Linked DNA regions of Homo sapiens: region 1 is linked to region 2. Evidence: chromatin loops called from intact Hi-C (ENCODE). Cell type or tissue: GM12878. All regions are shown on one strand. Each heading gives the region's core, and the rest is flanking DNA. Links, peaks and the distances in the headings are about the cores only. Region 1 overlaps LINC01435 (long intergenic non-protein coding RNA 1435). Region 2 overlaps SORCS1 (sortilin related VPS10 domain containing receptor 1).

What was found. A loop is a pair of places that touch in the nucleus more often than their neighbours do. Peaks named below come from ENCODE experiments on the same cell type or tissue, not always from the same donor. Only the 100,000 strongest peaks of a DNase experiment are listed, where the experiment ranks them.
Region 1: a loop joins it to region 2, with 6 times the contacts of the local background. A loop is called at or near these places in 1 of 110 quality-filtered maps.

The regions. Positions count from the first base shown.
Region 1 is chr10:107,999,320-108,004,705 of GRCh38, forward strand. All of the region lies in intron 4 of LINC01435 (long intergenic non-protein coding RNA 1435), which reads right to left. Among named protein-coding and RNA genes, the nearest start is that of LINC01435, 67 kb to the right of the region's middle. In GM12878, for the core only: no CTCF peak of the experiment used is centred there; no DNase peak of the experiment used is centred there.
Region 2 is chr10:106,928,327-106,933,712 of GRCh38, forward strand. All of the region lies in intron 2 of SORCS1 (sortilin related VPS10 domain containing receptor 1), which reads right to left. Among named protein-coding and RNA genes, the nearest start is that of SORCS1, 230 kb to the right of the region's middle. In GM12878, for the core only: no CTCF peak of the experiment used is centred there; DNase peaks (open chromatin) are centred at 2,547 and 3,265; H3K4me3 peaks cover 668 bases; H3K27ac peaks cover 2,658 bases.

The sequences.
Region 1 (5,386 bases), core at 222-5,221, 1.1 Mb after region 2:
TTAAAAATGGGCAAGATATTTGAATAGACATGTCTCCAAAGACATACAAAAGGCCATTAAGCCCATGAAAACATGCTCAACATCATGAATCCTTAAAAAAATGCAAATCAAAACTATAATGAAATAGCATCTTTCACATCCATTAGAATAGCCACTATCCAAACAAAACAAAACACAAAACCCATAAAATAACAAATGTTGACAAAGATGTAAAAAATTACCTGCGCATTGTTGATGGGAATTGAAAATGCCACTGCCACTGTGGAAAACATGTTGGCATGTCCTCAAAAACTTAAAAATAGAATTTACATATGATCCAACAATTCAATTTGGGGGTATATATCCCCCAGCATTGAAAACAGGGTCTCAAACAAATATTTGTTCACCCCTGTTCATACCAGCATTATTCAATACCTAAAACTTGGAAGCAACCCAAGCGTCTATCAGTATATTAATGGATAAGTAAAATGTGGTATAGATATACAATGACATGTTATTCAGCCTTAAAAAAAGAAGGCAGGAGTTTCTGGCCGGGGTTGGTGGCTCACACCTAATATCCCAGCACTTTGGGAGGCCGAGGCGGGCAGATCACCTGAGGTTAGGAGTTCAAGACCAGCCTGGCCAACGTGGTGAAACCCCCTCTCTACTAAAAATACAAAAATTAACCAGGCATGGTGGCACATGACTGTAATCCCAGCTCCTTGAGAGGCTGAGGTAGGAGAATTGCTTGAAGCCGGAAAGCAGAGGTTGCAGTGAGCTGAGATCGTGCCATTGCACTCCAGCCTGTGTGACAAGAGTGAAACTCCATCTCAATTAAAAAAAAAGAAAAAGAAAAAAAAAGGCAGTTCTGATATATCCCACAACATTGATGAGCCTTGAGGGCATTATGCTATGTATAATAAGCCATTTACTTAAAGACAAATGCTTAGAATAGTCAAAAATTATAGAGACAGAAAGTAGGTCTGGGAGAATGGGGAGTTAACATCTGATGAATGTAGAGTTTCAGTTTTACAAGACAAAAAGCATATTATGGAGATGGGTGGGGGTGAGAGCGGCACAACATTGTGAATGTATTTAATAACACTGAACTGTACACTTAAAATGCCTAAGATGGTATATTATTGTATGTGCATTTTACTACAATAATAAGATTTAAAAAATAAAGTTTATCTGAAACTGTAAGATGACTTTTCCCTTGATTGTGATGAGTGAGTTCCAGACTCTGACTAATTTTTTTCCTGTGGTCTACTTTACTTTAGACCATTTCATAATGACTCTCACACATTTAGTTTATGATAAAGATAGATATTTAGGTAGATAGATAAAGAAATAAACAAGGATTTAGATGTATTTATATGTTTAATGCTTTTCTGATTCATTAAGGAGACTCTCTTGGTCCTACATTTTTGCAAGAGGAAACTATCTCTTATTCAACCTAGAGGAATGACTTTAGTTTCACTTGGAATTTGGAGAAATCTCTTAAGATGCACACGAAACTCAGAGAACTCAACTGCCATAACTAGGCTTTCCAAAACAGTTAACAGGAAAGATGCTTAAAGCCTTTTCTCACTCAGTATATCAAAACCAACACAGCTGGCTGACATTTCTCTTTAACTATATACAACAGTATCTAAAGGAGGACTTTGGGAGAAATTACAGGCTTTGGAAACAGCAGAAAATAGGTGGTTCTGTTTTTTTGTTTTTTTTTTTGTTTTTTTTTTGACAGAGTCTCGCTCTGTTGCCCAGGCTGGAGTGTAGTGGCGTGATCTTGGCTCACTGCAACCTCTGCCTCCCAGGTTCAAGTGATTCTCCTGCCTCAGCCTCCTTAGTAGCTGGAACTACAAGCACGTGCCACCACACCCAGCTCATTTTTGTATTTTTAGTAAAGATGGGGTTTCACCATGTTGGCTAGGATGGTCTTGATCTCTTGACCTCGTGATCCATCTGCCTCGGCCTCCCAAAGTTCTCAGACTACAGGCGTGACCCACCGCACCTGGCCGTGGTTCTGTTTTACAACCCCTATCACAAATAAAAATGTGATATTTGAATCACATTTTTAACAAAACAAAGTCGATTTTTCAAATATGTTTTTTACAGTATAAAATTATACTGACACAAAAACAAATGCAGCAGCTTTTAAACTAATAATACAATCCCATGGATAATTTCCCCTAAATAGCTCAGATGTGTGAATGAATGAATCATACATCTTTGCAGAAAGCAATTTTCTTCAATGAGTTCTACCTGCTGGAATCTTAATACACTGCAGATTGGGTAAAGGCTTTCAGTTAAAATAAAATGGTAAGACTTTCTCTAGAGCAAAACCTAAATCCTGACGGAGAGATAACTATGAATATATTTAAGGCTGCCTACTTCTGAGAAGCTTTTCGTCCCAGACATATTTCTTATGCTCACAACAGTTTACTCTGTGAAGGAATCAAGTGATATAAGTGGATTTTAACAATTCTTAACAAGTTCCATTTCCCTTTGCATTAGTGTTCTAGGGTTACTGTAACAAAGTACCACAAACTTGGTGGCTTAAACAATAAAAATGTATTATCACATAGTTCTGGAAACTAGGAGAATCCTAGATCAAGATGTTGATAGAACTTCCTTCTCAGGACAGCGAGGACAAATCTGTTGCATGCCTCTTCCCCAGCTTCCACTGGGTTGCTGGCCATTTCTTGGCTTGTAGGAGCATCAGCCTCCATCTTCAGGTGACATTCTCCAAGTGTGGGTGTCTACATTCAAATTTCCCCTTTTATAAGTATACCAGTCATATTAGACTAAAGGCTCACCCTACTCCAGTATGATCCCATTTTACCTAAGTACATCTATAATAACCCTATTCACAAATAACGTCACATTCTGAGGTTCTGGGGGCTAGGACATCAATATAAGAATTTTAAGGGGACAAAATTCAACCCATAACACTCTTAATGTGGTTTGCATTCCTTGATGGGGTGTCGTCTTACAAATATCTTACAAGTATTTCCTTAAAAGTTTCTCTCCCCCGCCTTTCAATATTCACTGGTGTATCATGATCATTGGGAAACTAAGGCACTTTAACCACACATCAGATCCAGGAAAAAAACCATACAACCCAGCTGTGAACAGAAGCTGAACATTTTGATGTTAAAAATTAAAAAAAAAAAACTTAAAAAATAAAGTTACAGTTTTTTAACATCTAGAACATTTACTTATTTATTTACTTTTATATTATTATTTAGTCATTCTGTTTAAACATTTGTTTTTATTTATTTGTTTTATTATGAAGCTCTTTTCCCCTATGCTGGAACAAGATTTCATCAGGCAAACCTATTCAGCTACATTTGCTTGGTATATTTATAAGTCTAAGGAACAAACCAAAGCCTTTTATAAGGAACTTGAAACTCAAGACAGAATTAATCATGGTAAGTTAGACATCTGGTCCATAGAGAACCACAAACCAATGCAAAAGCCAGATAGTTTCAACATTCCTTTCTTTTCATAATTGTTGCACAGTTATATCCGTTCTTATGACGCTTTTATCATGAGTCCTGTGCTTGTCCCTCAAATGAAACAAGAAGGTGCTTGCAGGTAGAAAGGATTTTTACTGGGCTTAGTGTCAGCTCCATTCCATGGCACTTTGCTGACCATGCTAACAATTGGTGCTTGATGCCCTACAGAATGGCTTTGTTCAATACTGACTTAAGACAGTTAAAAGAGTTGCAGATGATATTACTTCTGGTGAGCAGTGGAGTCACAGATTAGGAGAATAAGAATATAAAGTAGACATAGGTTGTAATAGTGGAACCTGAAGTTACAGTGAGAAGTCAGACAATCTGGAGATTGGCTTCTTTTCTGATACTTTACTGCATAGATAGCTTAATTAACAAAGTGAAGGTGATGCTTGTTCTCACTATGCCACTGAGAAGTTGGAAGGATGCAAGAGATGAGCAATGTCAACAAGTTTAGTGTCACAGAAATGTTCAATCAGACCCTAGATTAACCATGCTGGTTTCTATAAGATATGAAACAGAAAGGGCTAAAGAGCAAATTTAAGTAGGTAAAAAATTAAGTTTACTACCATTTCTATTCTTCTCTATATTTGTAAGGATATTAAGTGTAAGCTTTGAAAAAGCAAACATCCTTCCACAAACAAGTTGGTCCTAATATATGCCAGATAGTTCTGCATGTTTTGATAATAGTAATAATAATACTAATACTGCTACTTCTAATCATTATTATTATTATAATCCTGAGAGCTAATTACCATTTACTTAAAGCTTACTTTGTGCCAGGTGCTGCACTTAAAAATGTATTGTATGTTTTATCTTAATTAATCCTTGCTGAGCTAAAATGAGCTTCATTATTTTCCTTTTTTAAATGATGAATCTGAGACTCATATAAATTATGGAACTATGCTAGACCACATAGCTAATGAGAAAGAGAGCAAAGACCATGAAGGCATGTGACCTGAGATTAGCACCTGTATCTGTTACACATAGCTGCATTTCTATTCTGGTAGCTTTATGTTTTATGTGACCAAGGGTAATCTACACATTAAATTGTTTGGTTCTTTACAGCATGTGGCTTTATGGGCATAAGTTCAAAGGTTCTGCTGGAGATTCTGATGTTATGTTAAATTAGAGCAGTTACATTCTCCAGTTGGTTCTCTGGAGGTTGTATGGCTTGTTGTGATGGGGCTAGGAAAACTGTCACCTAGGTCCAATTTGCCTTGAATAACCATGGGTTTTTTTTTTTTTTTTGGTAATAAACCTATTATGCCCATAAATTACAGGTCATGCTAAAACACCTACGTTGTAGAGACATTATGGAGATTAAATCAGATACTAATGTAATGAACTTACTACTTAGCAAAAACTTATAGAACTTACCAGGTACTTAGCAGGAACCACTCACATGCTAAGTACCTAGTAAACTATAATTAGCAAAGACAACCACATGTGCATTTACATCATCATTTACATTTATATAAAAAGATATTAAAAAATGTAAAGTCCTTGAGGAAAGTCATCATGTTTTATGTGTCCGTGTTGAATCCATTGAGTGTTCAACTCTCCTTAAAAGCGAAGTCATCGCACAGTGACAAGGCAAGTGCAGTCAGTTATTATGAAGCTAAGGGGATATCCAGCCCCTTTACCTCTGGAGTACCTGGACTGAAAGTACCCTTGGCCCACAAAAGAATAAGGAGTCTACAGCATCAGACATGTGCCTTCTGATGCAGGCCTGAAGTCTTGATCTGTGTTTCTAAGTCTTGAATAAAACTGTCCTCCCTCTACCAGACTGCGTCATTACTTCTCTCCAATCTTTGGACAGAATTGATATGTATATTCAGGAGGTACAAATACTACAGAGGCTGAGACTCCAGAGTCTAGTTCTT
Region 2 (5,386 bases), core at 153-5,152:
CTCCGCAGCCGCTGGCCCGGGTGCTAAGCCCCTCATTGCCAGGGGCCGGCAGGCTGCTCCGAGTGCGGGGCCGCCAAGCCCGCGCCCACCCGGAACTCCAGCTGGCCCGCAAGCGCCGAGCACAGCCCCGGTTTCCGCTCACGCCTCTCCCTCCACACCTCCCTGCAAGCTGAGGGAGCCAGCTCTGGCCTTGGCCAGCCCAGAAAGGGGCTCCCACAGTGCAGCGGTGGGCTGAAGGGCTCCTTAAGTGCCGCCAAAGTGGGAGCCCAGGCAGAGGCAGCGCTGAGAGCGAGCGAGGGCTGTGAAGACTGCCAGCACACTGTCACCTCTCAATACCCCACAGAAGCAAAGCCACATGTGAGCATGCAACCTCACATCTCACATAGACTATTAGCAGAGGTGTCCTATTCTCCCGGGAAGGGAGAAAGAGGAGTAGGAAAAAGAAAGGCTAAAAGGTGTCTCAAAAGGGGAAAAGGAATTAACAGCTTCTGACCACCTACCCCCAATACCTATTTTTTATCTATTTTTTGCCTTTTAGCAAATAAACTTTCTGTATTTTTCCATTTTTTAGTGAAAATATATATACCTATATATATATATTCACTGAATTATAAAATTAAAATTATATATATAATTTTATAGGAAAAATAGAACAAATCTTTTTAAAATTGCAGTTACATGCAATTAAAGCATGCTGATGATGAGACATATTAAATCATCCATAAGAAATGCACAGGCTCTCATAGGTATGAAAGCAATGGCTCCTTCTGTGTCACTTTATCTCCATGAATATGCTTCAGTAGTTAAGAACTGCTTCATGTTCAAGGGTGGCTTAGCCTTAGAGGAGAGACTTAGAAGGGGATTATACTTTTAGATCAGAAGAGAATGAATTTTTCCCCAGAACAAATGATTTCTAAAACCCTTAGAAATTGTGCATTACTCATCCTTTTTCTATCTTCTTTCCACTATACATTTTATGTGGGATCCCTGTGGCAGTTAATAGAAAAATTCAAGTCACAAAAGGAAAGAAAGAAAGAAGGGAAAAGACCTGGGGTATCAGAATTAAAAAGAGATGTGAATTGGCCCATTAGGGAAAACTGAGATCTACAGAGATGTGGCTTATGTTTACTTTCCCTCCCTACTAACATGGCCTTTTATAAAAAGAAAAGCCCTGTCTCTTTTCTTTTTCCGTCTCTAACAATGAAACCACACTGAGAGAGATTAGAGTGCTAATCAGCTTCTGGAAAAGCAGATCAACCAAAAAACGCCTACATTGCAGGCTTTCTGGTTCATTTTCCCTCCATTGTTTTAGTAGCCTGAGTTTATGGGAAATCAAACTTCGTCAACTTAAGCTGCTGTTCCTGGCTGAATTTTGGAGTAGTCAGCAAGGTTCCTATAACAAACAAATGACCACACACAATTGTGAGGGCACAGGCATGTGCACGTGCACACACACACACACACACACACACGTATTAATCAGAGCACTTGGTTGCTGAGATCCCAGCAAGAAAGATGAAAATAAATGGAGTATGGTCATTAAAAATCCTAAACTAATATTTCGAATATGGCATAAAATGAATGCTTGCTAACAGAGAATGGATGGGAGGACCTCTTTTGCTTAAGAAAATTAATGATGGCCGGGCGCAGTGGCGCATGCCTGTAATCCCAGCAGTTTGGGAGGCCGAGGAGGGTGGATCACAAGGTCAGGAGATTGAGACCATCCTGGCTAACACGGTGATGAGACATATTAAATCATCCCTACTAAAAAAATACCAACCGTCTCTACTAAAAAAAGTACAAAAATTAGCCGGGTGTGGTGCTGAGCGCCTGCAGTCCCAGCTACTTGGGAGGCTGAGGCAGAAGAATGGCGTGAACCCGGGAAGCGGAGCTTGCAGTGAGCCGAGATCGTGCCACTGCACCCCAGCCTGGGCGACAGAGCGAGACTCTGTCTCTAAAAAAAAAAAACAAAAAAACAAAAATGAATTAAAAGGTTAAGACAGATTGGTTACAAAATCACCAGGAAAGGTCACTCCTAACAGACTCATTATGCTTATGCTTAGGGTAAACAGTCATCAGCTACCCTGCAAAATAAGTGGCAGGGCTGCTGTATATTGAATACAAATTATTTGCAGAACCCTCAGCTCTCCTTGCTTCATTTTGCTACTGGGATACACGGAAGCTGGCATTGTATGTTCATGTGTGTATTTATGTATCTGAGCATCTCATTATAAATTATTATCTTCACATTCAAGAAAATAGCCAGCTCACAGGCACAACACCAACACAGGAGGGCTTTATAACATCGCATGCTTGAATCAGGTGCATTCTGTTTCATCTTGCTTTGTTTTGGTTTTTTTCTTCAGAATTTGGAAAGATATGATGGTTCTTAGGAGTCAGAACTTTTTCTTTTTTTAATAATATGGTTAGTCAGATAAGGCTTCTAGGTGAAACTTCTTCAAAAGTCCAGGGAACCTAGTGTTCTAATGCTTCCCCACTAACTCCTTCTGAAACCACATCTGCTCAAAGCCTTCTCAATCAAGACATGGGGAATCTGCCCTTCAAAGAAAAGGTAATTTCAGCAGATCTCAGGGGAGTTTTGCAATCAGAATTTCCTAAGATACAACTGTGGTGGAACTGGCTATGAAATGTATTAATGCTGATAACTGTGGTTTTATAATCCCCACCAATTACCACAAATTATAGCCGTGTGATTCTGGAAAAACCACATGCTGTGGAGTTGAATCCTGGAAAAATATACACTGGTTGTCTAATTTCCTTCCTAATTTTAAGAAGACTCATAAAAATCCTTGCCCTACCCTTCTTCTCCTAGAAGACTCTCAGGGACCAAAAATACTTGAGAGGCATTTGTACTTAAATCCTATGTAGCGAGCTCCAGAAATACTTTTTTGGCTGTTAATTAACTAATTCAATGTTGATAAGCCTACTTAATGTACACTCCAGTAAACCAGTACATACAAAGAAACGTGGTCCTACCATCAAGGGGTTTACAGTAGCAGTAGGACAGAAAAGTGATGAAATAAAGTCAACACAATGGAGCTACAAAAACAACTGCAAGAGCAGAATCTCAGAAGTCAGAACTCACTGAGAAGAGCATGGAAGCGGGTGGGGAAAATACTTGGTAATAAGGACAGGAAACTGTTTCACCATGCTGGCCTTCAGTGTAAAGTCCTCTGAAAGCTGGCAATCTCCCCAAGTGCACAAATACAGATGTTTGCTCGTTTGTAACTCCTGAACCAGAGAGCCACTAGCTCAGAGGCATCATCGTGGGAAAGCCCCCTGCAGTTTTCAGAGATGTTGCCTTATGAATAATGGAAACTTTCAAGAATGATTTTGGTTTAAGAACAGGGATAAGTCCTTTTTTTAGGGTTGTGTATGTCAGCACTCTGCCCTGGTAAATTATCTGCAGACAGCATAGTCTATCAAAATGAACTCACTGCTGTTCATTTTTCCTGCCTGCCATGCTGTGTATTAACTATCATCCATTATTTTAAAAACATTTCTGGAATCAAAGGTAAGAGCAAAAAGAAAAACAAAAGGGTAATAGGAGATAAATGCACTGCAAATGCTGGTCATACATGCTAGTAAGACAGGAAAAATATCTCATGGGGAAAAACAAAAGCCAATTTTTCCATAACAGCAGTAATATTCACAGACTTGAATGCTTCCAGGAAGCTTAGGAAAGCACAGGGTTTGGGGACGTTGACAGTTATACCCTGGGGATGTTCTCATGGGGAAAGGTGTCAAGCAGATCATTAGTCAATTTGATCCCCCATTTACAAAGCACTGATGTTATGTGAATTTTTATCCCCTTCCATACACACTGGTAGAAGCATACTATAGTATTAATATAGTCTACAAATATATTATTATTTTTGAGAATTACATGATTTTTTTGATATATTTGAGTATATCCTGAAATTTTTAAAAAAACAAAGTAGAAAGCATTGTCTTGAGTAAAAATAACTTCACATTTGGCTGCTGATTGCTCCCCTGATACCATGCATTTGGCATCAAATCCCCCTTTCCTGAAGCAACTCACAGCACTACTGTCACCTGTGTTATTACTGGAATCTTAAGTTGTTATTTAACTTTGTCACTGGTGACAAAGAAAAGGTATACCTTGCTGCCTTAGAGTGATAGTGATCTTTCTCCCCAGTTCCCACCACATGTGTGTATGCCTGTCTCCAGCTCAACTTATGCTTGCTTCTTGGACAAAATGACACCTTAGCAAGACTCAGGAAAATGAAAATGTTAACTATCCAAGAGAAACAAAGCACCATAATTCCAAGAAATCCAGACCAAGTTTTGCTCTAAGGACACCCTTGACAAACATGCAAAATGAGCTTGTCTGCTCTGCCTTCTGTAGAATCAGAAGCACCTTCAAGGTGAGCACTCCCCTCGCAGCAATGGTAAATTTTAGCTGGTTTGTGCCAACACAGTTGCAAGCTAAATGCTTAACTGGGGATTAGACTCCAATTCAAACCACTTTCCAGGCACTGCCTCCTCACTTTATAATGTTATAGAATGATTATCAATAGCTGTGATTCTGAAACCAATCTGAGACCCGGGCCTCTGCAATTTAAAGCATATCAGTGATCTCTGTCAACATTAATTTTCCCCATCCTAATTTGTATTTCTTTCACACCACAAAGGGATCTAAGTTTATGATTTACCTGGACAGCACGATCGTGTTCAGGTCTAAATGCAAAAGAGATTACATGTAGATGATGAATTTGCATCCTTGTAAATGCAGAATATTTTAGCCATGACAAATGGCAAGATGGGAGAACATGTTCACTGAAACTAGGAAGCCCAGAAATAAGGTATCAGCAACACTAATGAGCAGCTCAGTCAAGCAAACCCCAGAAAAATAATGGGCCAAAGTTCATCGATTCTCTGTATTTTCCAGATTAAAATCACCTGGGTAGCTTTTACACTACCTGTGTCCTGGGCTCAGTCCTAGAGATTCTGATTCAATTGGTCTTGGGTGGGGCCACACATATACTATTTTAAAATGTCCCCCAGAAGATGTTAATGTTCGCAGGATTGACAGCCACTGAGTATAAAATGTATTTAGCATATTTCCAGGCTTAGGATCAATAGAATGGTAGCTAAAATATAATCAATGATTTATTAATTCATTGATTTATTAAACAACTAGTTAATGAGTACCACTATGTGGTAACTCTGGTGCTACAAGGCCAAGAAGTTGCAAACTAAACACTTACTCTCAAGGAGTCCAATAGTGAAACACAATGATATCTGAACAGACAGTTGTATCCAGGATGCCCCCCCACCCCCAGCTATGGCAGAGGAAAGCACAAAGGTCAAGTTTTACCTGCTCCAACTCCCAAGTAAGGAT